Linked DNA regions of Homo sapiens: region 2 is linked to region 1. Evidence: chromatin loops called from intact Hi-C (ENCODE). Cell type or tissue: HCT116. All regions are shown on one strand. Each heading gives the region's core, and the rest is flanking DNA. Links, peaks and the distances in the headings are about the cores only. Region 1 holds the start of LINC02827 (long intergenic non-protein coding RNA 2827). Region 2 holds the start of LINC02417 (long intergenic non-protein coding RNA 2417).

Evidence for each region. A loop is a pair of places that touch in the nucleus more often than their neighbours do. Peaks named below come from ENCODE experiments on the same cell type or tissue, not always from the same donor. Only the 100,000 strongest peaks of a DNase experiment are listed, where the experiment ranks them.
Region 2: it touches region 1 in a loop (7-fold over the local background); 8 of 110 quality-filtered maps call a loop at or near these places.

The regions. Positions count from the first base shown.
Region 1 is chr12:3,292,255-3,307,955 of GRCh38, forward strand. LINC02827 (long intergenic non-protein coding RNA 2827) reads left to right here and starts at 8,109. Exons shown (of 5, transcript NR_187483.1): 1 at 8,109-8,159; 2 at 10,851-11,015. It overlaps LOC100128253 (a long non-coding RNA gene), which reads right to left. Exons shown (of 12, transcript NR_148995.1): 2 at 15,494-15,564; 3 at 14,956-15,222; 4 at 14,510-14,614; 5 at 13,696-13,807; 6 at 11,528-11,683; 7 at 11,083-11,149; 8 at 8,592-8,738; 9 at 8,328-8,460; 10 at 7,727-8,187; 11 at 7,064-7,282; 12 at 6,260-6,397. RefSeq lists an enhancer at 7,689-7,908 and a silencer at 8,509-8,803. In HCT116, for the core only: CTCF peaks have their summits at 7,785 (motif pointing right), 8,410 (motif pointing right) and 11,702 (motif pointing right); DNase peaks (open chromatin) are centred at 7,927 and 8,377; H3K4me3 peaks cover 842 bases; H3K27ac peaks cover 1,261 bases.
Region 2 is chr12:3,360,626-3,376,326 of GRCh38, forward strand. LINC02417 (long intergenic non-protein coding RNA 2417) reads left to right here and starts at 7,483. Exons shown (of 3, transcript NR_146865.1): 1 at 7,483-7,499; 2 at 7,640-7,800; 3 at 10,660-10,976. LOC100128253 (a long non-coding RNA gene) reads right to left here and starts at 5,497. Exons shown (of 12, transcript NR_148995.1): 1 at 5,434-5,497. RefSeq lists enhancers at 4,445-4,997, 4,998-5,548. In HCT116, for the core only: no CTCF peak of the experiment used is centred there; no DNase peak of the experiment used is centred there; H3K4me3 peaks cover 1,754 bases.

The DNA of each region.
Region 1 (15,701 bases), core at 3,916-11,915:
GAGTTCCGCTTACCCGGGTACTCTTCAGGCTTCCCACCCCACCTCAAGCAAGTTTTCTAGACAGAAGAGTGAATGAGAGAGAATGAGTGTCCATGTCATAGAAGGGAAAGCGTATTTCTTTTTCCTTGCGCTGGGCAGCCTGATGGCCTCAGCAAAGATTCGTCTTTTTGCATTGAGATGAAAAGGTGTCCAACTCTGGATCTGGGGATGAGGACGAACCAGCTGGTCCAAGGTGGAGAAACCCTGTCATTGTGGAGTGAGGTCGTCTGGGGGTCCAGGTGGCAGTAGGAGTGTGTGTCTCAGCCAGGGGGAGCCCCATTGCTTGTGACCTCTCCCCACACTCTGCCTCTCCTGCATCCAGGCAGAGGGCCGTGCACGAAGTGGGGAAAGGCTCACCGCAGATTTCTTAACAGGCTGGTTGCGCATCCTGGTAAACGGTGTGAAGATATTGACTGACCAGAGACAGAAAGCTTTACAAGGAACACAATTCAAGTACACATGTTTGAGCCTGGCTCTCGCTGACAGCCAGGAGCTAATGACACTTGTGAGCAGAAGAAGTCAATTCAAACAAATCATGACCAGAGCTGACAGAAGGGTAAGCAGGACCCTGCGCAATGTGGCCAGCGGGTTTACTCAGGGGGAAGCCACAGCTAACGTGGCTTCAGGATGTCACCATACATTTGGTGAACTGATGGCAGGGGTTTCCTCGCAGTGGAGGGAAAAAAATCAACAGAGGTAGTCTAGATAGAATCCTTTATTATTCATTACCATGCCCCTAGCACGTGAAGCTGGGCTTACACTGAGGTCAGCTATGGAGAGGGGTGTGTTTACAATGAGAGCAGTTTCTCTATATGCAGTAGGTTAAGCCATCGTCTCTGTTTCTGGAATACTGTGATGACCCACATCCATGGGCCAGCTGGTTCCAGGAGCCCATCTGGCCTTGCTGACACTGGGCTGCCTGAAGGATTAGCCGCACTTGCACAGGGCGGGCTGGGGAAGGGGAGTCCCGGGTTTATAAGCAGGAGGAGGCAAGGCCCATGGGAGGCAGGGAGCATGGGCTGGGCCATGTGCTGAAGCAGGAAAAGGGAGGCAGGGCACAGCGGCTCATGCCTGTAACCCCAGCACTTTGGGAGGCTGAGGCAGGAGGATCACTTGAGCCCAGGAATCGGAGACCAGGCTGGGCAACATAGGGAGACGCTGTTTCTACAAAAAACTTTAAAAAAGTAGGAAAAGGGAGCAACAAGGATGTTGTCGTGCCTCTCCCAGGGCACATAGGAGGTGGTGGGAAAGCAGGCTGGGGAGTGTAATCTGTCTCCTTCCAGGAAGGGACCCAGCCACCGGGTCTCCTGGCCAAGGCCACAGACCATCCAAGAGCCGTCCAGGGCAGGGCAGGGCAGGGCAGGCGCCGCACAGATGCACAGTGCGAAGGCTTTCCTGGTCGGCTGTGAGCGACCATAGCGGCATGCTTCATCCCCAACCCCACGATGGAGGTAGGGGGACAGTTGCAGCTGGGCAGCCTGAGGGACTTTTAAACCCTGAGGGGGGTGGCAGTGTCCCTGGGGCGTGGTCTAAAGCAGTGGTTCTTAAAGTGTGGTTCCAGGGCCAGCAGCAGCCCCTGGGGACTTGTTAGAAATGCAAGTTATTTGCTCTGCTTCTCCTGATTAGAAACTCTGGTGGTGGAGGCAGCAATCTGGAAAAGCATCCCCCCCCAGGTGATGCTGACTCAAGTTTGATCACTCCTGGCTTAGACGCTTGGTCACGACGTTCTCAGCAGATGTAAGCACCACCCAGCGGCGGTACCAGAGACTGGTTGTCTCTGCAGCCAGTCAAAGCCCCTTTCCTTCCTCAGGCTCAGAGTGGCCAGTACACGGAGCATGTTTTCAAGGCAGGTCCTAGGGTGGGTGGTGGTGATGGTGACTGTTCCACCTCACTGCCCCTGCCTGAAATCCTTGAAGAGGGGCCCGGAGTGGCAGACTCTGAGACCAAAGCTGGCAACAGGGCTGGAGGGTCCCGGGCACATCATACTGACATACCATGGCCCCCCTGCCCCCAGGGCCACATTGGGCCCTTCTGGCTGTCAGGGCCTTTGGCCGTGCACAAGGTGAACTTCCCAAAACAGAAAGTAGTGTCCACCCCAGAGCCCCGGCAGCAGCAGGCGCTTCGTATAGCATGGAGAAAGAAGGCAGAGAGGGGTGTCGCCTGAGGGGGAGGTGGTCAACACACCCCCAGGCGTCCCCTCCCTGCCCAGGCTGGCTCTGGCAGGGGGCGTGACCTGAGGTTTTCTCCAACCCCCAGTGATCTCCACACGGGCATGAGATTCCACACCCTGTGTGAAGGCTCCGAGGGCTGAGGGCCAGTCCCTGCTCTCACTGCGGGGCCAGCATTGGCACCTGAGACGATGGGCCGGGCTGTTGCCAGGCTCGCTTGCTGCCTGAGCCCCTGCTCCAGGGGGGCCCGGCTGTCAGCCTGAAATAAGCTAGGCTTCTGCACCACGCACATGTGCAGGGCAGCTGGCACCTGGCCCAGATGCCAGATTCCGTTCAACCTGGTGGGAGGGGGTGCCGAAGCTGCTGCTATCGGATGGTGCCCTGAGGGACACTTTGTTTCTGAACCTCAGCCTGAGCACTTGTTACAGAGATGGAGAACCATGGGACGCGGAGGACAGGGGGCTCCCAGCTCAGCTTTGCTTCTTTCTACCCGGCTGGGGTGGCAAGACAACAGCCATTATTGCTGACCAGCAAGCCTCTTAACCCTGCTGAGCCTCAATTTCCTCACCTGTAAAATGGGGGAAATACCTTTTTGTTGGAGTAACTGCAAGCGAATGTACTGACGGCAAGTAGCACGTTCTAAGTGCACAGCAGGCCCTCAGTAAGTACAAGGCATTCGCCAGACACCCCGCAGGTGGCCCTGCCTGGAGGGCTCCCGGGGTTGAGGCTAGACTGTCGGGGAGTGTGGCGGGGGAAAGAGAGGAATGGGCACACACACTTCATCCCCTCCCCCAAGGCCAGGTTCCATCCCTGTCCACTCCCTGCCTCCCACCAACACTCGTCATGCGGGGGACACAGGGACGGACGTACCCTTCTGTCTTGGTGTCCGCCCCTTGGGGAATGGTGGCATGGCGTGTGCAGGGTGTGGACGTGCTGGCCTGAGCTGTGTGGGATCCCAGTACCTGTTGCTTCTCTGCCCAGGCCCTGGTGGGCAGGAGGCTTTTGCCCTATACAGGACTGGTGATGACTTTCCACAGGCATGTCCTCTCTCTCCAAGGAACTCAAGACTGCTGGCCTCCAAGCAGGGGCCCGGGAGGACCTGCCCTGGGCATCCATCTCCACCCTGGGCAGCAGGAGGGCTACACCCAGCTGGGGCTGCATCCTGGGCTCTGGACTCCAGCCATTGTGCATTCCTAGGCAGAACCTGCCCTGTCTTGGGCCTCTGTTTCCTCCAACCCTGTCTCATCTCCCAGGCTGCTGGCCTGGACATGGAGGTCGTATTTCCAAGAAGCTCTGGGCTGTCCTACCACTTTCTGCAGCTTGGACCAGCCAATCTCCCCAACGGAAATCTGGGCTGGACAACCGCCAGTGCAGGAATCACAGCTAATCCTGCCTCCAGTCAGGCTGGCCCAACCCAACACATGGGGCTGGGGCCGACGGGGCAGGCTCTCCTGGGCTGCCACCTTTGTCTCCCATCCCTGCCAGGGCAGACAGGTCAAACCATAGCCCTCCTACCCACTGCTGCCTCTCTTGGTGCCCCACCAGGAAGAACAAGACCCTGGCCCAGCACGCTCCCTCTTTCTCAGCCCTCAGTCTGTAGGTCTTGTCAGTTGATATGCAGCACTTCAGAGCTCTGGGGAGTCACGATCAGTTTTCGATGATCTGCACGAAGCCCAGCTTGGAGGGCAGCAAGGATAATCACGTCACACTGTTTCTCTTGGCCGTGGAGCAGTCATTTCTGGGAAAGCTGGTTTTCCTTTTAATGAGTTCACATTGGCCACCCCAGGCCTTTCTAGGCAGAGGAGATAAACCAGCCCAGCCTCTCGGTAGCCCCTGGAGAATCCTCACAGTAGAGGCGGCAATCTGCCCCGAGAGGCTGGCTTTCTCTCTGTCCACGTGGGCACTTCCCGCTCTGAGGATACAGTTTCTGGACAGTTTAGGGCTGTGTTTGTGACCACAGTGAGGGGCCTTCAGGTCACTCCTGTGTACGGGAGCAAGCACACCCCTCCTCAGGGCCAGCCCAGGTCAGCAAGGGCTGTGCTCAGCAGGCTGGGAGCTGGAACATGTGGAGAGACCAGGTGTGACCTCTCCCAGCCTCGGCCTTCGCATCACAAGGCGCTGTGCTTTAGGGGGAAGAGGGCCCACCTCTGGGGAGAAGTGCAGGACCTGGGAGGTATGGAGGCCAGGCGTGGGGTTCCCGTGTTATGCTCAAGGTGCCCACTTGTAATAGCCATTTAGGGGGGTACCTATGGTTGTCGCAAAAGTTGATACCTACCCTTCATGAGACTGCCAGCATGAATACTCTGTATTTCATAGGATTTCCTCTCTGTTCTCCCTTAGTATTTGGGAAAGTTCTTCCTGAAAACTCCCTGCCTAATTCAAGACAGATGCAAGACAGGACCAAAGGAAGGGACTCTATCCAGCCTGGGACGGGCGGAAAAAGGGAAGGAGAGCGAGACCCTCTGGAAGCAACACGGTGGTGGCCCCAGGGTTGGGGAGAGGGGCCCCAGGAAAAGTGAGGTTCGGGCAGATCCCCTGTATTCAGAGCTGCCCCTTCTCAGCCCTCCAACTCTGCAGGGCCTGTGATTTAGTCCACGCTGGGATGAGTTTTACACCCACCAACATTAAGAGCTGAAGATAGTTTTGAAACCAGGCATGCCTCAGCTGGGCGAAGTGGCTCACATCTGTAACCCCAGTACTATAGGAGGCCAGGGTGGGAGGATGGCTTGAGCCCAGGAATTTGAGGCCAGCCTGGGCAACATAGGGAGACCCCATCTCTACAAAAAGTTTAAAAAATTAGCCAGGTGTGGTGGTGCCTGCCTATCATCCCAGCTGGTCAGCAGGCTGAGCTGGGAGGATCGCTTGAGCCTGGGAGGTCAAGGCTGCAGTGAGCCCTGGTCACGCCACTACCCTCCAGCCTGGATGACAGAGCAAGACCCTGCCTCAAAAACAAAAACAAAAAACCCACTGGCATTCCTGAGAATCAGGCCCCAGACCAGGAGATCCCCGAGGGGCATATTACTATAGAGGCCGGGGCTTGGAGCCAGGGTCTCCCAGAGGGGTTTCTCTTGGGAAAGCCACTAGGCAGGGTGCAGGGCTCTGCTCCTGGTGCAGCATGTGCTAGTGTGGCCAGCATACCCCACATCCCTGCCCTGGCAGCTCCACCCAGCCTGTGACTGCCCTGCCTCTGGCCTCCCCACCTCCAGGCCCTGCAGGAAGGAGTGAGGCCAGCAGGACACGGCTTTCCAGGTGAGGCAGTGTGGGGAGTAGGCAGGTTGAAGGGCTAGCTAGGTCATCTAGGGGAAGAGCCACTCCTACCTGTCCCACCCCATGCATTTCCCAGAGGGGACAGCAAAGCGAGGGCTTCTGAGCACTGGTGGGGATCCTGCCCAGAATGCAGGCATCCCAGGGGACCCGGGTTTTCAGCCTTGTCCCAGGTTTGGGAGCTGGGAGGGAGCAGAGGGCCCAAATATCACCCTCCTGTGGTCCCCGGCACCCCCGTGCCTGGTGAGGGTCCTTCTCCTGCCAAGGCTCTGGCTGTGAGGGCTCAGAAATGGAGGGGAGGGGGCTGAGGGTCCCCGCCTAGGTGGGGAGCCATGGTCTAAGGCACTTGGTGCATTTGCAGGGGCTGGACACAGAGGAGGGGGCATCTGTGGCCCTAGTGGAGCTGGTGCTAATGCTGCAGGCCTGGCAGGTGGATGTGGCGCCTGTCCTTCGAAGGGCAGTTGGCAGGGGACGCAGTTGACCATGAGTAAAAATGTCGCTGGAGCCTCGGTGCAAGCAGCAGATGAGACCCATCCTGCAGGTGGAGAGGGCAAAGGAGCAAAGAGAGATCAGAACTCCCTGAGGCTGTCAGCCATCAGGGCTCTGGAGCAGTGCTGCTCATGCCCAGTGCACATGTGAGTCCCCTGGGGCCTGGAGAAAGGGCAGCTTCCCGCTTAGGTTGGGGTGGGGCCTGCGGTTCCACACTTCTAACAAGCTCCCAGGTGATGCCCGTGAAAGTGGGGGAGCCGCACTCCAAGAACTACTGTCCAAGAGCAGGGTGTCACACACTTTAATGGACATAAACCACCCGGGGACCCCCTTATTACAAGTTTGCAGGCCTGGGTGGGGGCCTAAGGGTCTTCGTTCCTAACAAGCTCCCCGTCGATGCTGTGGGTCTGTGGTCCTAGGGCTTCTCCAGAAATGGCCTAGTTTAATGAGATCCCGAGTGAGTATTTCTGCTCCCTCATCAGAGCTGTCTGAAGCCGCCTTCTTCTCTGGGAAACGGCCTGTATTTTGCTGCCCTCAGACTCCGGAACAAAACTCAGGTCCGTTATGGATGCTCTGCCATGTGCAAGAGCCATGGGGGAAACGGAGACTCTGGGAGGAGCCCCTAGAGCTGTCATCAGCTCTGACAGTGAGCACAGAAGGCAGCGCCAAGCCCAGCCGCAGGAGTCCCGCCTGCCAGCCCCTCTGTCGGCAACCAGGGGCCGAACAGGAAGGGGCTGGAGCATCCTACCCAAAGCACGCGCAGGCTTGGGAAGGTCGCTGTCCGCCCCGTCTCACTTCCCATTTCTAAAACACAGAGGACCTTTATTCTCCCACCTTGCTCTTCATGGACACCCCCTGCCCCCCGCCACCTTCTTCTTCCTCTCCTCCCTCCCACTCAAGGATGCACTGGGATAATGTCATCATGATCCTGATAATGATGATGACCTGTTGTCAGGTCTCGACTCTGTCTGCAGGAGAGGGGCACTGGGCTAGAGCAGCCCCGTGAATGTCCCGTGCCACCTGGGGTGACAGTAGATTCCCCTAAGTATAGAAACAACACCCCGACTTTCCCCAATGTTTCCAGCTGCTGCTGCCGCCCTGACCTTGCGAATCTGGATGTAGAGGGCAGGCTGGTGGAGGTGCCTGTGGGCCGTACCCACTTGTCTCTCAGCAAGGCTAGTGAAGAAGGTAGCTTCTTCCCCTCCTCTCTCCTCTCCATCCCTCCAAACCTGGAGGGCAGCAGGGAGTGTGACCACTGCCTTCAGCTTGGAGACTCGGTGCTGAGGGCTCTGTTAATCCACCTCGGGGCCTCAGGGTCACAGCTGAAATGTGGCTTAGGAGGTTATTTCATGTCCCACCAGCTTAAGCAAGTGGCTGTCACAGCCCCTCCACCCACGTAGGTGTTATGCGGCATGCCCTCTTCCCCTGTCCCCACCTCATGGGTTGATGATTTTCCTGTGCACTTTCTGGATCTTTCTGATCCATGCTAAGGGGGAGGCCAGAAGGGAGCTGTTAGGCCAGCACAGATTTGTGCTGTAAGCAAAATTCACGTCTCGTACAGTGTACATCTGATGCTGGGGGAGGACAGGAGGAGCTAGGCTCTCAAGAGACACACTTCTGCATGAGATGTGTGTTCCCAGGGTGCTCCCAGGAGAGGTCCAATAAGGGTGGAGGTGTATGGGCCAGACTCATCAATGTGGGTCCACATGCACACACACACGCGCACACCCCCACCCTGAATCGTGCAGAGGGCACAGGATACTGACCCGCCGGATCCCTGAGTAAGCATCAGCATCTCTCTCCTGACAGAAGACGCGAAGAAACCAGCACGGAATGGCTCCAGGCAGCCAGCAGGGGGCGAGCAGAGACAAGACAGGACAAGTTCCCTGCAGGTGCCGGAGAAGGCCAACCGGGTTGGGCCGGGCCCTGGGGCCCAGCTGCATGGTGTCTGGTGCTTTTTTTCGGCAGCTGCCTGGGTGTGGCACTCGGCCACACGTGGGACATTTTTTTTTTAACAGGGAAGTCGTCATGCCTTCAGCTTCTTATGAGGTTTCTGAGTCAGCTCCTGGCTGTCATCAGAGAACACGAAGGAGGGGCCAGGGAAGTTCCAGGAAGTCATTCCAAAGTGATTGCTTGGTTTCCCTTTTCACGACCTGCAGATCCCAACACTCCAGGATGGTGCAGGACATCAGTCTCAAGGTAATTGGTCACAGAGGTGAGAACCTTACTGAAAAATCAGAATGTGAACCCTGGAAGGTTCCTGAAAGATGAGCTAGACGGTTTTGAAACTGTATTGGGAATCCCAAGTGTAGCTCAAGGCTACTGGTCTTCGAGGTACCAGGCTGGGTATGTCGGGGAGGTAGGTGCCTGGTGTCTGCCTGCTGGCGACGATGACTGCGAGCCCTTTCTCAAGACTTCGGCCCACCTGGGTCTTGGGCAATGTAGTGCCCAGCATCGGCCGCGAGAGGGAGCTCTAACCTGAGACTTGGCGGCCGCAGGGCTGGCTCAGTGGACCGCAGGGGAGAAAACAGGGCAAGGGGTTGAGCGCCATCAGGAGCCATTCCACAGTGACCATGGAGGAGCAGAGACTGCATGGTGGGGGTTGTGAGTGGGGAGAAAGCGTCCACTCACCTGAAAGCCCAACGACCTGGTCTCCTCGGCATCAGACTTACACAGCAGTTCCATCCACCTTGACCTTAGGGCTCAGGGCATCTGCAGCCCTACTGCCGGCCCTCGGCCTCACTGCCCTCATCTGGCAGCTTCTATGTGCTCTCGGGGCTGGAGAGGTCAGGAAGAAATAGACAGAGTGGGCCAGGCTTGGTCGGAGTCCATACAGAGCAGGCCCCCTCTGCACGGGGAGTCACAGATTTCTGGAAACCTCAGCTGAGCCTGGTGCAGTGGCACAGAGCAGCCCTGCCCCAGTTCCCAGTGGTGACTCCTCTGGGGTTCAGCACATGGGACAGAAGACCTGCCCTGGGGAGGTGCAAAAGAGCGGCAATGCTAACGCCACCTGGGCTCCCTGGCCCTGCAGGTGAGTGAGGATGAAGGGGAGCAGGCTGGTCTGGCCAGGGAGAAACTGGGGCTTTTTTTTTTTTTTTTTTTTTTTTGAGAGACAGTGTGCCCTTGCAGAGAGAATACAAATGATGGTGTCACATGTTGAGCACCTGCTATCTGCTCAGCAGTGAGCCAGACACTTCCATGGGTGTTGCTAATTCCCATCACCAGCTACCAGATGAGGTCCGGTCAGCCCCATTTCACAAATCAGTGACTGAGGCTCAGAGATGAAATAAATGGCCCTAGGTCACACAACTTGCAGGTGGCAGAACCAAGGTGAGTGTCCCTCCAAAGGCTAGAGACCCTCCTCCCAGCATGTTAGGCTGTAGCTGGACCCTCCAGGCCCACAGACCATGTGGGTAGCTGGCACCATCATCTGAAAGGACCCTATGCTGGGAGTCTCTCCAAGCCAGCCAAGGCCACCATCCCTTGCTTCTCTTTCCCACAGACCTCTGAGTCGGGGTAGGGAGTTTGCGAAAGCGAAGGGCCAATATCAGGAGATCGGGGCGCCATTTCAGGGGGTGAGACCCTGGGCAAGTTGCCTCTCTGGGTCTCAACTTTCTGATCTGTAAAGTGAGAACGCTACTCGTTGTCTGGCCTGGGTCTCAGGTTGTTGTATGGACCCAGTGAGAGGAAGTATCGGAAATCCTCTGAAGTCTGCGGACAGCTGGATAAAGGCTTACGGAGGCTTTCATTTGTGCCATGTGCTGTAAGTGGGTCACAGGCATCACCTTATTCTTATTTAGACCTTAGGAGGTTGAAGAAATTATTCACATTTTGCAGATGAAGGGTTGAGGGATAGGGAAGTTAAGTAGCTCGAGGTCACACAGGAGCAAAGCCAGGACTGGACTCAGGTCTTCTGAGGCCTAAGCACTACTCTTCCTCTTCCCTAGACGGTGCTCATAGCACTGGACGGGGAAGGGCTGGGTAGGACAGCAGGACTGCTGGGCCCCTTCTAGAAGGACAGCCTACACTTGCGGGGGCTCTCACCTCTGAGGATTCCTTCCTGGCTCCCCTCCCTTGGACCCTTGACTACAGCAGCCTGAGAGAGTGACCTTGACTTCCTGGGTGGCAGCAGGGGGACTGGGTGGAAGGGAGAAATGGGAGCCAAGGGCATTGCTTATCCTCAGGGAGAGAGCTGGATGTACACAGGGGAATGTGTGTGCACAAGCACACGCACACGCACGCGCACGCACACACACGCACACGCGCACTTATATACAGTTGTTCTGGATTCCAAAATCCACTGATGCTCAAGTCCCTGATATAAAATGGTGCAGTATTTGCATGTGACGTCTGCACATCCTCCCACATTCTTTAAATCATCTCTAGATTACTTGTAATTCCTAATACAATCCACATGCTATGTAAATCGTTGTCACGCTGTATTGTTTAGGGGGTAATGACAAGGATGTTCAGTGCAGACATAACCATCCTTTTTGTTAGTACTTTTATTCCATGGTTGGTTGAATCCAAGGATACAGAACCTGTGGATATGGAGGGCTGATGGTACACACACACACACACACCCACACACACACACACACACACCCACAGACACAGACACACACACACAGACACAGACGCAGACACACACAGGAATGAATGCAGATATGTACACACTCACACATGCACAAGCACCCTAAACACACACAGTGCATACCACCCCACCCACATAGACCCGGGAACATGGGGACCCCCACGGACCCACACACACCACGGCAGGCTTGCACACTGACCCCCACATGCACACACTCAAGGTGCATGCCCGTACCTGAGCCCACATCCACACTCCTCCCAGGCCCCTGTTCCTGACAAGTTAATGTTGTCCCTCAGGCATCTTCCTTCATGTTCTCTGGGGGAGAGACTGACTGTGGGAATCAGCCTTGGTTGCAAAGGGAAGCTGAGAGAAGAGAGCAGCGCAGGGCACGGACATGCCAGCCCAGTTACTGGAGATATCTGCCGCTGGAGACGGGTTCAGAGCCTAGTTTAATATCCCGAGTGAGTATTTCCTCCTAATCTCCCAACTGCAACATACCTTCCTCCTAATCTCCCAACTGCAACTCACCTCCAGGCAGGCCACCCTGATGCCCATCGCCCCCATGAGTAGCAGGTAGCTTGGTGAGGCAGCCTCCCTGCAAGGGAAGGGCAGGTGTCATGGCTTTGGCTCAGAAGCAGGCACAGGTGGGGAGGAAGGGCTGGCCGTCCCGGTGCATATGGCAGAGGCAGAGGGTGGACCAGAGGACTCATGGGCTGGACCTGGCCTTGAGTGGCTCACAGGTTTCGTGGGTGGCCCCAGGAGCATGCCATGGTGCCCTGGACTCTCTCAGCAGGAGCTGCTTGTCCCAGGGCTTTGTAGAGCGTCTGAGGGGCCTGGCACTGTGGGCTCATGGCCAAGAATCATGTGTGCTCTGCTATTCCCACACCCATCTGCCTGACCCCAGCCCTTTGGGGGCTCCTGGAGGCCAGGCTGGGGCCCTTTCCTTGTCCCCAGCTTGCGCTGGGGCACTTACCACCCCCTTGCAGATGTTGGAGGGGTGGGCCGGCTGGCTGCAGAGCGCCACCACTGCCTTGCAGCCGCTGTCGGGCACTGGTGGCTCTCACCTCCCACGACAGCAGGTACGTGCTGCGCTGCCAGTCGCTGAGCTATTGCATCCGTAGCACTTGAACTGCAGGGGGAGGCAGAGGCTGGAGGTGAGAAGCCTGTGTGGGGTTCCAGGGCCGACGACACAGGATTCAAATACCCAACCCCTCTTTGCTCTCCCTGCGATTTCTGCCTTCCCTGTTTGAGCAGAGAGCTGGTCTCTGGGGGCCAGCACTGCCCGCAGGACACCTATCTGCTACCTGCAGTCACCCAGGTCCTTTAAGGAGATTATGCTGGGTGTCCTGGGGGCAGGGTAGGTCTGTGAGGTGGGCAAGATGGAGGGGGGGGTCCCCAGAGAGGGGGGCTGTGTACTGCTGCCTGACAGAACGCAGGCTGGTGACAAGCCACAAGGGGCAAGGAGGCCCTGGTCATCCAGGAGGCAGGACACGGGGACAGGGACCAGCCTTGCCAGGGGTTCCCAGGTGAAACCTCAGAGCCCCAGACATGCAGGGACACAAAGGGTGTCCCAGAGTCCACGGTGTGGGCAGGTCAGTGTTGGCCAGAGGGGCCGGTGTGAATGCTGAGTGAGGCCCGGGGTCGTCGGCACCACTCCAGGGCAGGAAAGTGCCAGCCAGGGTGGAAAGCAATTCAAAGGCAGCGGACTCAGGCCACTTCCTGCCCTTCTGAGTCAGGGCCCTGAGACTCCAAGTCCCTACACGGGCCACAGAACACAGCGGCTGGGAGGCTGTCTCTGGTGTGGGAATGGGGCTGGGTGGGCGGAGCGGTATTAGTTCATTAGTTCAGCTACCAGCGTTTTGCTAGGTTTGCCATGTGCCTGGAGTGAACAAACATGAGTCAGGCACCAGTCCTGCCCTGAAGTAGTGTAGCATTTACTGTAGTTTAGTAGAAGACAATGGAAGCTTGTGTGTGAACCCCAGAGAAGGAAGGGGTGAATCCTCTGTCCAGGGCTAGGAAACGTCCACAGGGATGGACGGGGGTGCTGGGCGTCCTGGCCGAACATAACTGCAGCAGACAGGGCAGGGACTGGCGCAGCGAGGGCAGGGAGTCACGCGGCCTCACACATCCCTGTGTCTCTGTCTGTGTGTGCTGGCGCCGCACGACTGCTGGGCCACTTGCTTGTAAAATGGGGCCAACAAAAGGACCTGCGCCCTGGGCCATCGTGCGGACTGAAAGAGGTGATTCATGGAAAGCAATTAGAAGAGAGCCTGGCGCAGCACCCGCAGTTAATGAGAGACACTTTTGTGATCATCGTCGTGTGAATGCAGGTGCGCGTGCCCGTGTCATTTACATCCATGGGGTGCTGCTGGGAGGCCTGACGCTAGCCCTGGCTCTGCAGCCACTGCTTTCTGGGGGTCGGTCTCCTGCCTGAGATGCAGGTTGGGGTTCTAACTGTTCCCGGCCTGTGTGAGGGCCTGCGTTCGCGTGCACTGGTGCCCTGCAGGTCTTGGTCGGTGACACCGCCTCTGCTCTTAGCGGTACCTTTCCTCGTGCCACTCCCACCCCTCCACCTAAGCAAACCCTGCCCCTGCCCCACGGAGCCCTCCCCCCCTCCCCTGCTCCCTATTCTGGGGGTGCCCCAGCCTCACACTGTCTGCACGTTGCCTGCTGTGTGTCTGGCTTTCTGAGCGAGCCCGCGGGTGGGATTCTGTCCTATTCTTGTCTCGCCCAGGTCCTCACAGGCGCGGCCCAGTGACTGCACACTTAGTCTTGCACAGGGCTGACCAGTGGTGTGTGCTGCCCCATCCCAGTCCAGGGCTAAGTCTGTGGGGTACACGTGTGCCTGTGGGTGTGCACCTGTGTATACACGTGTGCCCTAGGCCACTATTTCAGAAAAGAGACCCCTCTGCCAACTGGGAGCTGAGCCTGAGTCTTGGGGAGATGGGGTGAGGGCTTCCGCACTGAGCCATGATGCCCCTGGATCTTGGAGCTCATGACGTCTATGTCTTCCACTTGCCTGACGTTCCCTGGGCCAAGACCAAGGCCCCAGGCCCAGGGGGTGAGGGTGGGGAGTGGGGTGGCAGAGAGAGGGGGACCAGAGCAGGTGGGTAGAGCAGACTTGGATTTTCTGACACAAACCCATCAGGATCTGGAACAGTGGCGTCCAGGAGAACTTTCTGCGATGGAGGCAGCGTCCTGCATCTGTGCTGCCCAGCTCCGCGTTCACTCACCATCTGGGGCTCCTGAGTGCCTGAAATGTGGTTGGTGCGAGCAAGGAACTGGATTTTGTTTAATTTAACTGTAAATAGCCACATGTGGGCGGTGGCTGCCGTATTGGACAGCACAGCTCTGAGGTCCACTGCCCGCCCCCTATGTCTGGCAGGATGGTGGGCCTCGCTGGAGGGATCTGCCGCATCTTTTCTTGGAAAGGAGACCACCTTTCTGTCCCTCAGCATCCTGCCTGCTGGCTCACAACTGGGGAGTTCTGTTGGTGGCTTAGCTGAAATACCCCCGTCGGGTAGCGCTCCCTTTTATGGGGCTTCAGCTCCCCGCTCCCCAGGGAAGAAGGAAGGCAGCCTTACAGACAGGAGAAACCCGGAGAGAGGCTTCCTGGCCCAGATCCTGGCAGGAGATGGAGTTCTCCTGGTACTGCCAGCTTCCTGCCCACCAGGACCCAGAACGGGAAGACAGCAGGGGTGGGTTTGGAGGAGGGAGTCAAGGAGAGGGAGGGAGAGGAACCAGGCTTCAGCAGGCACTTCTCACGGTGGTAGGGACTTTACAGGTGTGACCGAATTTAATGCTCACATACCCTAAAGAGGCTTCATTTTAGGGATGTGGCAACCGAGGCTCAGAGAGGGTAAGTAACTTGCCAGGGCCACACAGACAGGAAAGAAGAGAGTCAGGATTTGAACCTGTGTCTGCTTGGCCTTCAAGGCCATAGGGCATGGTGTACCTCCTGCTGCAGCCGGTCTACTGAGGCGGGGATCTGTGTGGCTCTAGCCTGCCCGCAGTTCTTGGTCAGAGTCTGGCTCAAGTGCTGCTTCTGTTCATCACTCAGCTGAGGAGTGATAAGATGGCATCAGCGGGACCACCCCACCCTTGCCTACCACCCAGGCCTGCTGCCAGGCCTCCCCAGCTAACTCTAGAGCACTGTGGCCTGTGGATGGTGCGATGACTATCAGTGGGAAACAGGGCAGAAGATGGCCATAAAGAGGAGGTTACAGAAGCTGGGCCCTGATTCAGGGCGCAGGTGCACTGGGCAGAGCTGAGGGAGGCTGGGAGGCTCAGGTAAAGGGTGGCAGCCAGAGGTGGTGGGAGGCGGAGGTGAGGCTAGACACCAGAAACTGAAATGTCTATTGATCTTAATTTTGATTAAGAGGTGATATTCAAAATACTTACAATTGTTACCCTGTGAGCACCACTCCAGCATGGCTTAAACAGCCAGCAGGGTTGTGTTGTCTCTACCAGCTGAACGTTACCCTGGTCATGGCCTCAAACTCTCGATTCAGAGGGCAGCAGGGTGGGAGCAGATGGGACTGGTCACTGCGTCTCTGTTCAATCCAGGCAGGCAAGACCCGATCCTGTCTTCAGGGTCTTCCATGTGATCCTGGCCCAGGCCTTTCTTCTTGGATGCCTCTGACAGATGGATTCATTCTCTAGACCATCCTTGAAAGGGGAGAGGGATGACCTAAGCTCCCACGGGAAGCCCCCCTCCCCAACTCCCATGCAGAAGACATCAGCATCAGTGGAGTCAGGGAATTGCTGAAGCCAGGGCCAGCAGCTGGGATCCAGATGTGTGGAAGATTGCCAGGGTGGAAAGCGGGACCACCCCTGTGCCTGCCGCAGCTTCCCCCATCACCATGCACCCCCCTTATCCCCGCGCATGGCTTCATCGGGACACAGACAGAGAATGGAGGAGGAGGAAGCATCCACTCACCCTCTGGTAACACACATGGGCCGGGACTCCCGCCACCAGCTCAACCAGATAATAAGTGACAGGCAGAAATACTAGGAGCAAGGAGAGAAGAGGGTCACCACCAGGGATCAGGACACGCCTATGACCGATGTTTCCCCAACGTGGTGGGGGTGGTAGAGATAGCTGCTAGGGACCCCCATCACCTGTGCCATCTACCTTCTCTCGCCAG
Region 2 (15,701 bases), core at 2,726-10,725, 67 kb after region 1:
GTAGCTAGACTGTACAGCCTTTTTGGCAAGTAGAAGTTTAAGTTTCCATAAATATTCTTGAAATGCTATAAAGAGATTTCTCTTTCATAGCTGCCTTTCATAGATAAGTAGTAGGGTTTTGACCTTTGTCCTGTACCCTGGTTTTAGAATAATAGTCCTCAACACTACCTGAGAATAGAATTATGTTTCTTATTGTGGAGACGGGGCCTTGCTCTGTTGCCCAGGCTGGTCTTGAATTCCTGGGCTCAAGCGATCTTCCTGCTTCAGCCTCACAAAGTGTTAGGGTTACGGGCATGAGCCACTGCACCCGGCCCCTTTCTGAGCCTTTTAAACACACTGGAATTCTGTTAGTAAATGACCTAAACTGATGTTTTTAAAAATGTAAATGATATAAAGCAGAAAGCTAGACACTGGATAGTAAAACCAAACTATTAGTGATATGGCCTTTCATTAATATTTTAAAGATACAGAGTCAAATTCTCATTTATATGGAAGTCTGGCTGACAAAAGTCTTTCAAACGATGAAGTCCATGTTTAGCAATAGTAAATTGGAACGAGGCTGAGAGCCACTAGGGTTTATCCCACGCCACCATCAATGGGGGCCCCTACTCAATGCTTCAGAACAGACTGGGGAACCATCAAAGCAATTCTCCCGAACATTTCCTGAGCCTCTGTAACATCCTCAATTTTCGGCATTTCACAATAAGGACACTTCAGCTCTAAGCAGGGCCATGCGCTTGCACATGAGCGGTGAGGAAGGGAGAGGAGGCTGTTGGGGTGCAGACACTTTCCTTCCCATAGTTGTCTGTGGGGAGTAGCATGGAAGTAACAGTTGGAAAGGGAAGAAAGGGGGTGCCTGGTTGGCCTGGGGCCTAACCAGCAGGAGGTCACAGACCTCTGGACTACTGACAGAGGAGACCAGCATCAGACAATCCCATAGCGGTCACCATCTGAGAGCCCCCTCCTCACCATGGGCCCTTTTCCAAACCACTTCACTGTGGTCATCAGACACTTGGGTGCTCCATACCCTCTACTGAGTTCAGCTCAGGCAGGCATCCATGCACCTCACTAGGAGTTACAGGTCATTTTCTCCATTTACAGATGAGGAAACTGAAGCTTAGTGAGGTCACATAACACAGGGAAGTTCTCACGGAGAGGAAGGGGCATAGCCAGGATCCACGCCTGGACCATCTACCCCCACAGCTGAGCTCTCCTGCCACCCTTGCTGCCTGCTGCCTTCGCCTGCAGGCTCTGCCCACCTTTCCTTTTTGGGAGCTCCAGGTGTGGCCAGGTGGGTGCCACTCAATCTGCACTGGGCTGTTTTCTCACCTATTCTTGGGTGTAAGTTTAATCTCTTCAACAACTAGCACTCAGCATTCAGGGGCTGGGTCCTGATGCATTTCTTAGGGCCTGGAGGTTCAAGCTTATAGCAGACACTTGGTGAATATTTGTGCACAGTGTATATTTGTTGCCCCCTCTGCAACTCTATCTGTGCTGTGGTGTGTGAGTCCAGAAACACACCAAAGTCAGCCAGAGTGGGGACATGTACAAGAAGCAAAGGAGTGTCAAAAGGAGTGAACAGAGGGCCCAGTTCTTTGCTCCCATATTCTCTCCATTTGTCTCCACAATCTCCCTTAATAGCCCTCCTAAACCAACCAAACAAAACAATGATGCCCTCTTGTCTGTTGCGGGCATGGCCAGTAATGCTCCTCGCATGGGGCTTAGAAAAGGGAGAGGTAATGGCCAGGCGCGGTGGCTCACGCCTGTAATCCCAGCACTTTGGGAGGCCTAGACGGGTGGCTCACAAGGTCAGGAGATCGAGACCATCCTGGCTAACATGGTGAAACCCCGTCTCTACTAAAAAAATACAAATAAATTAGCCGGGCGTGGTGGCGGGCACCTGTAGTCCCAGCTACTCGGGAGGCTGAGGCAGGAGAATGGCGTGAACCCGGGAGGTGGAGTTTGCAGTGAGCCGAGGTCACACCACTGCACTCCAGCCTGGGCGACAGAGTGAGACTCTGTCAAAAAAAAAAAAAAGAAAAGAAGAAAAGGGAGAGGTAATCTAGGTTCTGTGCCCCAAACCTGGGCACAGTGTTGGACACAGCAGTTGCCCTACCATTTCCAAGTGTATTTATAGAAAAAAACAGCACGAGACAATGTTTTACATGGAGACGAGCTTGGAAACCCTAGGATGCATGGCTGCTGTAAATACAGGCCAAGGCTGGTGCACCACGTGGCTGTCCTGCAGGCTCAGCACTCGCCCAGAGAGCAGAGCTCCCCTGCACTGCCAACTACTCAAGCAAGACAATGCTGAGTGGGCATCTCCTGGGGATGAGGCACATCTGGGCAGGCTGCCTGGGAACATACCCAACAGAGGACGACGACAAACACAGTCACCTTAAATAAGGAGCTATCAAATATCCATGTGTGGTTTCTCCACCTTGCAGATGTTTTGTGTTTTTTCCCTGTCCAGGGCCTGTCTCTCCCATGGATCAGAGTTCCCACATAGCCCTTGCTACCGTATTGTATGCAAAATCGTTTTCATATTAACTCCAACCAAAAATTCAGGAAATTAAATCAGTTGCATAAAAATTGCTGTGGATCAATGCCATGGCCAAACCGAAATGAGCCGAGGAACAACCACTCTGTGTGCGTGAATCCTGCCTGTGACCCTCACAGAAGGCCAAGTGTGCATTACTTCCAGGTGCCGTACAACTGTTTCAACTTGGAGCTGAAAAGATGAAAAGACCCCTTGAAGTCTTCTGGTGCAATGGCTTTCTAGTTTTATTTTAGTGGGAGAACACTTTCTTCAAAGGAAATCCTACCTGGAAGCCGGCATGTAACTTAGATGAACCCCAAGCTGCTGGTGTGAGGGATCCAGGGCCATGGGGCTTGCTCTCCCCGTCCAAAGCTCCTAGGAGCACAGTTTGAAAAACAGGCATGCATCATCCCCAGCCCCTTGTTAACCTCTTTGTTCACTCATTCACACAACCATATTTCTTGAGCACCTACTGTGTCTAGGTGCTGGTGAGCCAGCAGGTGACAGGACAAACGCAGTCTCCGCTTTCATTAAGCTCACACTGTAGTAGGACGTGGCAAAGGGAAGTTCAGAAAGGGTGGCCCGTGCCACAGAGGAAACAGATCACGGAAGTGATGTGAACGTGACGAGGAGGTGGCCACTTTAGATGGGGATAAGGACAGGCCTCTCTGAGGAAGTGAAACACAAGCTGAGATCAGAATGACAATCTGGAAAGATGCCCTGTTTTGGACCAATGAGGAAGCAGACCCAGTGAGGCAAAGCAACCTTCCCCAGGACATGGCGGGCAGGGGCACAGCTGGGACCTGACTTGGGTTTCCAGCATCCTCCACCCAGGGCTCTTCGCTTTCACAGACATTACTAAACAGCTACCACATACAAAGATGTCTCAGTGGGCCCTGTGCAATGGTTCACACCTGTAATCCCAGCACTTTGGAAGGCTGAGGGAGGTGGATCGCCCGAGGTCAAGAGTTAGAGACCAGCCTGGCCAACATGGTGAAACTCTTTCTCTACTAAAAATACAAAAAGTAGCCAGGTGTGGTGGCGGGCGCCTGTAATCCCACTCCATCTCAAAAAAAAAAAAAAAATTATCAGTGACAGGTGACATCCAAGGGCAGATAAACCACCAAACCATGTCCTGCTGTTTGGTGCTGTCTGGCGTGACTCTTCCCTCCCCTCCCCTCCCCTCCTCAGCTGGGGCCAGGGCTGGCTCTGGATCTGAAGGCTCTATACCGCAAAAGACAGAGGCCTGCAGTTGACACCCTAGATCTGTGACCTTGGCTGGGAACGCTTCTTCATCTCCTATCTCTCCGGCTGCAAACAGGAGGGTGTTCCTTACTGCTTCATTTGGCATAAAGGTAAAAGCAAGATGGTGGGCATAAGCCCACTGGTTCATCTGGAGGATGGCTCTCTGGAAAGGCAAAGTGCTCCAGGGCGATTTAAAGACAGCAAAGCCAGTTTTCCTCCTGTGCTATAGAAGGCATTCATACAAGAACTATAAGAAACTACACAGGTCTATACATATTTTACACGCAAGAGTCAGACACTCCTGCTGTGCTGAATATGACAGGAAGCAGCCTGCAAATGGCTCGCCTACTATCCACAAACCAAACAGCTCCAGGCCACCCAAGCACTCCCCAGACCACCAATTCTGCACCTGTGGCCCAGCAGTGCCCCTGGCCCTGGGAACCTTACTGCTGCCAAAGCACTTTCAGGCATTGACCAATGGGAGCTTCCAGCCTCCTTGGGAGATAAGCCAGTGATTATCAGTCCCATTTTGCACACAGAGTAACTGAGCCCCAGACGACCTTTCCAGGCAACAAAGCGAATGACACAGTGACAACCACTAAGTTCCAATTCAAATCCAGGTCTCCAGACTCCAGCTGCTGCTTTCCACTACAAGCTGCCCCCAAATCGAACACACCCTGGCCTAATACCACCCTCATTCTCCTGCCACCCCACCCTCCGCCTGCATACACCCGATGCCCCAGAGTGCACTTAGGACTTTTTTCAGAAGCCGCCTCTTCTCACAACCCCACCTCAGAATACTTGCCACACACTGCAGACCCCTGGGACACTATTCCTGTACACACAGCAGCTGAGACCTATGTTAAGATGCTGTCCGGCCGAACCCAATTGAGCCGCCTCCCTTTCACACTTTCCAGCCAATGCACACGTTAACACTGCACATATCGCCTAGGAAAGCTATACACCCCAAAACCTCCAGACCCTCCTCCTTTCATAGGAGCCAGCCAGCTGCATGTGCAGGGATGGGCACACAAACAGGTGACAGGGCCTGCATAATCATGTTGCCACAAATGCACAGACGTGCCCAGGGAACACAGGACCTCCCTGTACAGGCAGCCTGACCCACTGGGAACAACGTGCACCACACACAGCAGGTGCCTGCATTTAGCAGACTCTGTGTTGCGTGGGGCAGGCAGCCACGACCTGTCCACATCTAGCTAAGCCGAGTTTGAGCCTGTCGGCTATGCTTGTGCACAAGAGGCAGCTACTGGAATTCAGGGTGGGCGAAGAGAGTGACATTTTGAAGAGGGACAGCCATGTCCCGGGAGGGCACACGGCCCCCAGAGGCCCAGAGCTCTTCCCAAGGCACAAGTGCAGAAGGCGGACTCAGGCGTGTGGTTAAGGACCCCCTGCTGCGGGCCCCTGCACACACCAACGCGTGCTCCCACGCGCCGCGACTCCCCCGGGATGCCTGCCCCACCCCTATCCGCAGCCAGCGTCCCCCTGCCCGCCGGCCCCGCCACGGTCCATCAGGGACTGCGGGCGGCGGAGGTGGCGGCGCCTTGCCGGGACCCCCAGCCTCCCTCCCCCGCCCCCGGCGCCCCACCCCACGCGGGCGCGCTTCTCCCGCCGCAGCCGCCCGCGCTCACCTGGCCCGGACACGGGCTCCGCCACGCGGTGATGGAAGCTGAGCCTAGAGAGGCGGAGAGCGGCGGCTCGCAGGGCCACCCAGCGGCACACGGCCCGCGCCTCGGCCCGCCCCTTCCTTGCCGGCCGGGGGAGTGTCCGCGCGCCTCCAGCCCGCCCCGCGCCCCGCTGCGGTGCCCAGTGCCCGCCGTCCTCACCTGGCCAGCGGGACGCGCCCGGGAACCCCGCACGCGGGCGGGCCGCCTCTTTGTTAGCAAGTTTGCCTTTCTGTGATTCAGAGCACGCGGAGCGAATTAAGTGGAGTGAGGGGTACTGTGCGACTGTCTGCGGGAAACCTGCGGGGAGCGCGGGAAGGGATGGACTTGATGAGCCGCGGCGCAGCGGCTTTCAAACCTCCCCGCGCTCCGCAGCCCCCAGCCCCCGCCCTACCCGCCCTCTCAGATCCCTCTGTCTCCTGCCTAGGTCGGCCCCTGGGAGAGGTTGGCTCCTGGGGGTTCCCAGGGACTTTAGGGACAAGGTTTGATGACATAGAGCTTCCCCACGCCCCCTTCCTCCCCTCCCCTCATCCTCCGCCCCGCGACTCCCATCACTGCCCTGTCCCTCTCAGGGTCCTGGGGACCATCGGCCCTGCATTCCCTGGGCTCAGGGAGAATCAAGATTCTTCCTAATCTGGAGCAAAAAGAGTAGACGGTAGGGCCCAGCTGTCCCTGCCTGCACCCAGTGGAGGTGCAAAGCTGTCCCTAAGTGGGTCTGTCCTAGCAGTGGGGCGTGCATTGTGGGTTATTTCCCAGAGCAACGGTGGCCTTGTGCTTATCCAACCATGTTCTTTTGAAACTTGACTGCAGCGAGCCGGGTTATCCATATACCAGGTTGCTAGGTCAGGGAGGCCGCTACTGGGGGGCAGGGAACGCGAAGCACGCCACTGTGCCCCAGAGCACCAGTGCTCTCAATGCCGCAGCTGACCGCTGGGAAAGGCTTCGCACAGGGCCATGCGGGAAGGAGATGACAGCCACAGTCCCCTGAGATGAAGACCTGAATGCAGAAGCTGCCGCGAAGGAGTCCCCAGAGCTTGCTGTGCGCGGTGCAGGAGGAGGAGTGTGCTGGGGGTGAGGGGGTAAAAACCTGAAGTCTGGAGGAGACCTGGAGTGATGTGAGGTTGAGTTTCGTGTGGGGCAAGCCGGGTTTGAGAAGCAGGCCACCTTCTTCCAGGGGCACACATCCAGCAAATGCAGTGGGAATGACCTGTGGTTCTTAGGAGAGAGGCTGAGGCAAGAGATGCGATTTTTGGAATCATCTGGAAAGAAGTTGGGCTGACAAGAGAAGAAATGGAGCGAGAGGGTAGAAAAGATAGAGAGAACAGGGCTGAAGACAGAAGCTGTCTAAGGAGGGGAAGGAGCCCATGAGAGAAACAATGTGGGAGGGTCGGGACTGTGCAGAGTGAAAGAACTCAGGAGAAGAGGGATGTTCAGTGGGGGCCTGGGCTACAGAGACACCAGGAAGGAGGTGCCCAAGAAAACAGGTTTAGATTTGGAAATCAGGAGATCTCTGGGGGCTTTCAAGAGAATTATTTGAGTGGTGGGTTGTGTAGACAAGATTGCCACTCCTTGGGGGGCATCAGGATCCTGGATCCAGTTGGTTGATCCAGGGACACAAAGGTTCATTTCTTTGATTTCCTTCACGGGGACTCCGAAGGGCCTCCCCAGAGCCACAGCTTCCAGAGGGATCTGACGAGGCCTCTGTGGAAAGCAACGCAGTTCAAGTTCAGTCTCTGCCTAATCCTGTTTTCCTCACTCTCTCAAGGTGAGTGAGGTCTATGGGGGTAAGCCCCCCCGCCTCCCCGTAGACCTCCTGGAATGCCTGGAACAGCTCAGCAACCTGGGCACAGGTGGCTTGAGACAACCTAGCCATTCGGGCCTGCTGCCAGAGTGAACGCCACAGGGAGGCCTGCCGGGTCTGGGGAGCATGAGCTGGTCAGGCCCCCAGTAGACCCCTTGCAGGCTGATCTCCATCTCCATGCAGAGTCTGTATCCTAGAAATCCAACCTGAGATCCTGCGGCACCGAGAAAGGGTGAGTGAAACAGAGAAAAGGTGGGATGGAGGGAAGAACAGAGGTGGGAACCACTCAGCAGGAGCAAGAAGGGGTGATGGTGGGAGACAGGCAGGAAGGAGTAGGCGTGTGATTTGATGCCTCTCCCCTCCACCTCCAAGGAAGCTGTTTCAAGAGATAGGAATTGTCAGAAAAAGCCGGAGAAGGTGGTGTTAAAGGAAAACATTGAGAATGGGGAGTGAAGACGAGGGTTTTTCGTAGCAGAAGATGGATCTTCGAAAGCCAGGAGGCAGAGGAGAGCAACGCTGTCGGTGAGATAAAGGTGAAGGGAAGCTGATATTCCCTGAAGTTAGTAATATTAAAACAGTACTGAAGAAAGAGAAAGTTGGAAAATGGTCTAGAGGGACCTTTTAGCAACATGAGAGGGCGAGGGATGAATGGAGCTCTGGACCAGGATATTCCCTCTGCAGCACCATCCCTGGGAACGTCAGACGTCTGGGGTAGTGAACCAACAAAAATAGAATATGCAATTAACAATTTCCCAGGAATCATGTTTACACACGTAAAAAAAAAGAGAAATAGGTGAAAGTAATTTCAATGATGTATTTTATTTAACACAATATATTTTAGATATGTTTTAAATAAAATATATCATTAAAATTGATGTGTCAATATACAAAATTAATAATGAGCCGTACATTTTTTTCCTTCTAAGTCTTCCAACTCTGGTGTGTATTTTACCTGTATTGCACATCTAAGTTCAGACACTAAATTTTCTTTGGAAATACCCGATCTGTACTTAGATTTCATAACATTGATGGTTGAAGAAGCTCATTTACAAACCTAAATTGCCCCATATATACCTATGCTTTCTAATAACAGAATAAAATGATCAGTCTTTAAGTTAATTAAAATGAAATGAAATAAAAAACCCCGCTCTTCAGTTGCATGGAGCACCTCTCCAGTGTTCAGTGGCCCCACATGTGGCTAGTGGCTACTAGATCGGACCACACAGGTCTAGAATTGGAATTCTGAGACTTTTGGATTTTGGCTTTTATTTTGTCCTGATTTTCTGTGAAGGAATGGGCTTGCCTGCCCCCAGTGCTGTACCACTAAAAAGATCCTCATCTGTTCCATCTCATTTCACAAAACTCACTTGAAGAAGACGAGGGAGAAGTCTGAGAGTCCATCTATGAATAGGGAAATGGGGCTTTGGCTTGGACTAGAAATGGTATGAAGGAGATGAGATATGAGTTGGAAGTATCCCGTTTTGATTTTTGTTCTATGTTCATAAGAGGAACGAGGTTTATTTGTCAGGTTGGGTGCCCCAAAGAGCGAACCGAGAGTGCGCTGTGATAATGCACGGGGCAACTCTTTCTTGCACAAACTCTCATCTTAGTAGTTTCCGTTGAGCTCTGGGCACTGGCTGCGTCACAAACAGGTGGACGCAGCTGCTATATCTAGGCCTCATTTTCTGCATCTGCAAACTGGGAGAGTAGTTCCTTATTTGGAAAAATAGGAGGGACCAGGGAAATCCCAGATTTGGAGACGGGTGCCTCTCAGCCAGGCCTGTAGCTCATCTGCTGTCCCTAGCTGGGTGCCAGCAGCTTCTGCATTCAGTCCACAGTCTGGTACCATTTGCCTGCCTTTATATCTGATGGGAGAGATCTGTCATGGGATGCAGGAGTGAGGGACGTTCTAGATACTCCTTTAGAAATGTAAAAATAATAATACTTAGGCATCCTTGCTTTTATCTGAAATGGCCTACATCTCTTGCTACTTGGAGGTTCAGGATAGATCTTGTGAGACCTCCTGCATGCCAGCACAGGGCCTGATAGCCTTACCATGCAGCAGCAGTATCTATAACCATCCCTAGAAGTGGAGTCACAGAAAATACCATGGTAATTGTGGCTTTGTTTTGAGGATGGTTACCACACACACACACACACACACACACACACACACACGTGCATGGCATGGAGGAGCCTGACCTGTTATTGTTGGCATCCCCAGGATACATGGCACATTAGCTTAGTGTTCAGGTTGTACATAAACCCTCAAGGTCAGGAGCTGTAACACTTGGATTTCTCCGTCCCCTGGGCATAAGCCTGTCTTTCAAAACAATTTCTGGCCACTGCCTAGAAGAGTTGCAAGATAACAAAATTTCCCTTGACAACCTCTACTCCTGCCTCCCTGACATCCCTGCTTGGTTAAGCTGCTGTCCTGATGTGGCCTTAATAAAAGTACTCTGTGTATAGACTCTTGACAGAGCCATTCCTGGGAAAAACAGCTCCGTTCTTGGAGACAGGAAACAATGCCCTCAGCATACAGATCAGAGACAGCTTGTCTGACTTGGCCCGCTTCCCCATCTTTAAAATGGGGAGGTCTTCCTGCCTCGGCTTACCAAAGCGCTGGGATTACACATGAGCCATGTGCCCAGGAGAGTCGCTTGAGCCCAGGAGTTCGACACCAGGCGGGGAAACACAGGGAGACCTCGTCTTTACCAAAACCAAATATATACATAAAATAAAATAAAGTAAAATACAATAAAATACAATAAAAAATGGGGAGAAACTCCTCCTAGGATTCTTTTTACAGTCTTAGAGAATGGAAACTGGCCTTGGTTTCTTCATCCATGTGAAAAATAGAGCTAAAAAGCCTCTCGTCAGCACCTTTCTCTCTTCTAGCAGGACTGAGGAATGACCAGAGGTTAAATGTTGATGAGCTGAATTAGCTTCAGTTCAATCTGCATTTGACTAGGAACTTGATGACTGAGGCTGCTCATTTTTGCAACAATACCTGGGGTAGAGAAATGACTGTAGAATTGAACCTCACAATCTCAGGTGTAATTCCCATGAGAAAGATATTACACCAGAAATAGGAGGTTTCCAGCTGTTCTCAGGCATGCTTTCAATGACACTAAGAACATCAGTTGCACTAATTGGTGCTTGAAATAATTATTGATCTTCATCAGGAGTGTCAAAAGCATTGCTCAAATGTCCAACTGCTTGTCATGCTCTCTTGGCATTCTACGCGAAGGACTTCACAGACTGTTTCTTTCCCAGGAGAGCATTAGCTAAGGCAAAACATAGAAAAACACATCTAGGATACAGATAACATAAGTACAGACAGCTGAGCAAATATATAAATAACACCCGAAATGACACTTAAATATTTACAGCTGGAGATTTCTGCTACGTGCAGCACATACTGCTAATCCTCTCTCATCTCCAGGAAGTTTTCAAAAACCTGCTTCTGTAACTAGTGGACAGGTCTTCTGGATCCAAGGTCACCTGCTGGGGAGAAAGAGAAGCCTTTGGATAAACATCACAAGTTTTCCTGGAACATGGATTTTATTTAAGATTTTTTGGAAAGAAGGGAATAAGGTTTTTACCTTTGTAATGTTTTTACAAATATTTTCAAAAGTGTAACATGTATATGTGCTCATTTTAGAAAATTTGATCAGTATAAAATATTAAAGAAGAAAGTAAAAGCTCATTTGGAATCTTATCTGTTGGAAGGAATCACTGTCTTGCTATATGTTGGTGAATATCCTTTTGATGATGTGTATGTGTGTCAGTGTGTGTTTGTAACTTGAATTTTTAAAGTTTGAGAATATATTCTAGTCGTCTTTTTATGTCAATGGATATAAGAATATATTACATCATTTTTGATGCAATATTTTGATATACCATGATTTGTTTAATCAATCCCCTATTAATGAATATTTAGGATGGTTTTAATTTTTAAAATATTTTACAATGTGGTTATGAAACATTCTTTCATATATATACTTGCCTACTTATTCAACTATTTCTTCAGGATACATTCAGAAACGGAGCCACAGAAAATATTTCTTTTGGTGGATGGACGCAAACACACACATACATATGTATAGGTGCATATGTACATACATTCACACATACATGCTACATACGTGTGTGCGTGTGTGTATATATACATAGAGGGAGAAAGAGAGAGAGGAGAGTCAGAAAATATATTTTAAACTTAAATATAGCCATTATCTCTTGAGAAGGGACTTGTATTGGGGATGTATTCAAAGAGGAATTTGACCACATTTGTAATGTTTAAGTTTTTTCACAAGTAGAAAATATATGTGTAACTTAAAGTTAGTCAAAATTAAAGGTAACACTAACAGAAAAGGACAAACTAAAATAGTTATCAACCAACAGTCACATATCATTGGAAATTATTTGCTTTCTTCTGCTGAAAAAAAGGTAACTATTAAAAGAATACAAATAGGATATATCAACGTTAAACTGCCAAAAGAAAAGAAAAGGAACCAGAACGCCGAAAGTCTTGATTAATCCAGCAAAAGTAAGGAGTGGAAAAAAAGAAAAGAAACAACAAGAAAGCACAGCAAATAAAAAGTACAAGGATATGAAAAAGTAAGTCCAAATATACCAATATTTAGAATTAATACGATTTGGTTAATATTTCCATTAAAAGATAGCAAGTCTCTAGGTAACAAAACAAAATGCAGTTATATGTTCTTCAAAAGGACACGTACAAAAAGAAAGTGATGGAAAGTTGCAAAACAAATTAATGAAAAATATATACACATTAACCCAGGAAATGCTAGCACCAAGAAAAAGTTGTGCCAATATTAATAGGAAATAAAATGCATTCAAAGCCAAAAAGAATTGATAGTCAAAGAAGACATTTTTTGTTTTGTTCTTGTCCATTCATGAACCTTTGTGTACAGCTTCAAAATGTATAAAGAAAAATGATAGCGCAAGTAGATAAAAAATAACCAAGGATTTACAGGTGCACTGTTGAATGTAGTAGCCACTAGCCACGTAGTACAGCCAATGGTCACTAGGTTATTGACCATTCAGAGATGGCTAGTCCAAATTGAAATGTGCTCTAAGTGTTAAACATACACTGGATTTCCAAGACTTGGTATGAAAAAATAAAGTCAAATAGCTCATTAATATTTTAAAATATTGATTACATGTTGAAAATATCATGTTTTAGATGAGTTAAATCTACTAAAATTAATCTTACCAGTTTCTTTTTACTTAAGGTGGATGCCAGAAAATTTTAAATAACACGTGGTTCTCATTATATTTTTATTGGACAGCACTGAAGAAGATTTAAATTAATACAAATAAAAATACGGACCAATAATTACATAAAAGAAACATTTTGACTTATCAGAGATTTTATGTTCTTTTCAATAATGCAACACTTATAAATTCATCAATTACCTGACCATAGGAAGAGCTCAAAAATGTTTAAAAACTAGCTATTGCAGAGGCTGTGATACCTAACTACAAAGCTTTTCCAGGACTCAAACGGAAATCCCTGTTGCCTATACCAGTTACTGTTGCTCTTCCCAGTGATTGTGGGGAAGTGCTTGTACAGGTGGGGTCTGTGTGTAGCATGACCCTGATGATGGGGACTATATCCTTCTTGGGAGCCCACGTCACCTGAGGTCCTACTCTGCCTGTTGGCCCCACCTCACAGGATTTGTTGAGTCAGAGCTCTCCTTTCAGAGAGCAGTGACAACAGCTTTAGCCTGGGAGGCTATCTACAAATTGCTCTGTGTTTATGGAGGTCTGGGAGGGGATAGACCTGACTGGCCCAGTGGTTCTGAACTATTCACCTGATAACACTGACGTCCCAGGCTCTTTCTTCCACATGGATTTTATCACTCATTACTTGGGGTGCTCTAGAGCTATTCTTGCCTTGTGTAGTTCATCCTACTTATTTTGGCTTGAGGGTTTTTTGTTTTTTACTTCTCTGTGTGTTTTTTTTTTAAATCAATTCAAACCTATTTCTAAAAAAAAAATCATCCTTAATATTTCTAGTCCACAGGTAGAATCCTTCCTTAATTTCCAGCAACAATATAACTCTATTTCTTTTTCAACAATTAATTTCTATTATTTGATGGGACTTTCAGTAGGTGGGGGTATGAAAGCTAGTATGCTATCTGACCCCTTGATCCATGATGAAATGTAAATTTTTGTATATTTATCTCAGAACCAGTCACCTTACTAATGATACTTTTCATACCAAAATAAACACTGATATATCATTAAGAAGAATGCATGCAAAATATGCAAGCATTTTTCAATGACATAGGAACTGAAACAAATTGGACAGTTGTGGAGGGCTGATATACTGCAGCTCCCTCTTGTTATTAGGGAAAGGTTGAGAGGACAACACTTTGGAAGTTCAGCTTCAAAAAGGATATCTTTACTGCCTTGAGTTGGCCTCTCACTCTCTCTCTCTGTCTGTCTTCCTTTTTCATCCAAATAAATCAATTCAATTCCAATAAAATGCTCTAATAAGGCCTCTTGGTTGCCCTCAACTATAGACAAGGCTGTTTGTGTGTGTGTCACACAAGGGCCTGCACTCAGATGGGCCCAGCCCTCATTTAATGCTCTGCTGTTGGTGTCTTGAAATTTTTAATTGCTTTTGACTAAGAGGCCCACATTTCCATTTTGTACTGGGTCACACAAACTAGGTAGCTGATCCTGAATACAGGCTTCTACTCAGCAGAACTTGGTCCTTGGTATTTCTGCCAAATACCTAGCTAGTGTAATGCATTTTCAACCCAAGCTAAAAGATTAAGGCTTGTGGCATTTTGCTGAGCCCAAAGAGGGCTCCATTACGTGTATCTTAGGAAAATTCTTACCCTTTCTTCTGGGTTGGTGGTGGTGGTGGTGGTGGTGGTGGTGGTGGTTTGAATCTGGGGGAAGGAATATAACCAGAGCCACATCGCTAAGATTCTTTTGTGAGCTGGCTTCACCTCACCTCGTGACACTCTGTTACTGATGGTTTCCTCTCCAGTCCGTATCAGGGCTTGCAGTGCAGTACACGAAACTTGTCCTTTCTTCCACACATCTGCCCAGTTGGTTCCCGTTGCTTGACATAATGCCCTTTCTCACCCTGGCTACTTGGTGAACTCCTACTCAATCGTCAAAATTTGCTTTAGTTATCACCTCCTTTAGGTGATAACTTGGCCTCCCTGGACTCTCTGGGTGGAGCTAAGTGACTTGTTCTTATTGATGTGACATCTCCAAGAATAACTTAATCATGGAGCAGAAATTATTTTTTGTATAAGTTGTATTATTGTATAAACCTCTTTTTCACTAGAACCACTAGACGGATGGTTCCCAACCTTTTTTTTTGTTTACTGATTTTTTTTTTTTGGGTGCACACATCAAGGCATGAAAATGCTAAAGCATATTAAACAAGTCAGGAGTCATCACAGTGCAATCACTGCTGCAGTATCACTGGGTCTCACAGCAACTATGAAAGCATCCACTGTGTCCATACTATCACTTGGTCTCCGTTTAATGCTGATTTTTCTGTTCTGAGTTTACGGTCTAGTATATCTCACATGCTACATTTTCTTATGTTGCAGTAAACACCAAGTTGGCTGGATTTTACATTTCTCACCTCATCTCATAGGCAGCTTACCCGGTTCTTCACTGTCATGTGACTCTTTGGGTCTGTGCTCCATTTGACAGACATTACTAACATCTATATCCCATTAGAACAAAAATATACATTAGACATTTATTGAAGTTTGGCAGCCCACCGTAATCACCAGAGTCAGCTGCATAGATTGCAGGCTACACCAGGGTACTCAGCTGAAAGGGCAAAGGGGACCGATGATCCGTTATAATGTGCACCAGGCTTTGTGTTCCCCAGATGGCATCTTCCCAGAAGGGGGGCCCTTTCCTAATTTGTACAAAAGTATCATCTGGACTAATGGTGGATGCTCTGACTGGGCGCATCCAGGGTCAGCTGGGAACTGCTGGAGACCAAGGGCTGGATTCTAGTCGTCTTTTCTTTCCTAGCACTTGCATAGTGCTAGAGAGTAACAGACTTAATAAATGTAGAATAAATATAAAATTATCAAGACACTCTGCTGTTGGTGCGCAGCATGACTTGGGCCTAGTCTGTAACATTGTTAACATGAGTTTCCCAATCTCATCTGCTGCTGGTGCAGATTTAAGTGGTTCTTAAATGTGGTGTTGGGTACAGTGGTGTGACATGGTAAAACTATAGCTGGCCCCCAACTCCCAACCTCCAGCCCCCAAGAATCATTCATAGCCCTGGATTCTTCACATCTGTGCTGAAGTCCAAAAATTTCCCTGGGAATACGTCAAGCTCTCAATCATCCTTCATCAAGTGAACTGCTGTTGAAAGATAGGGTGGGGTCTGCTGCCCTGACAGGCTTTCTTC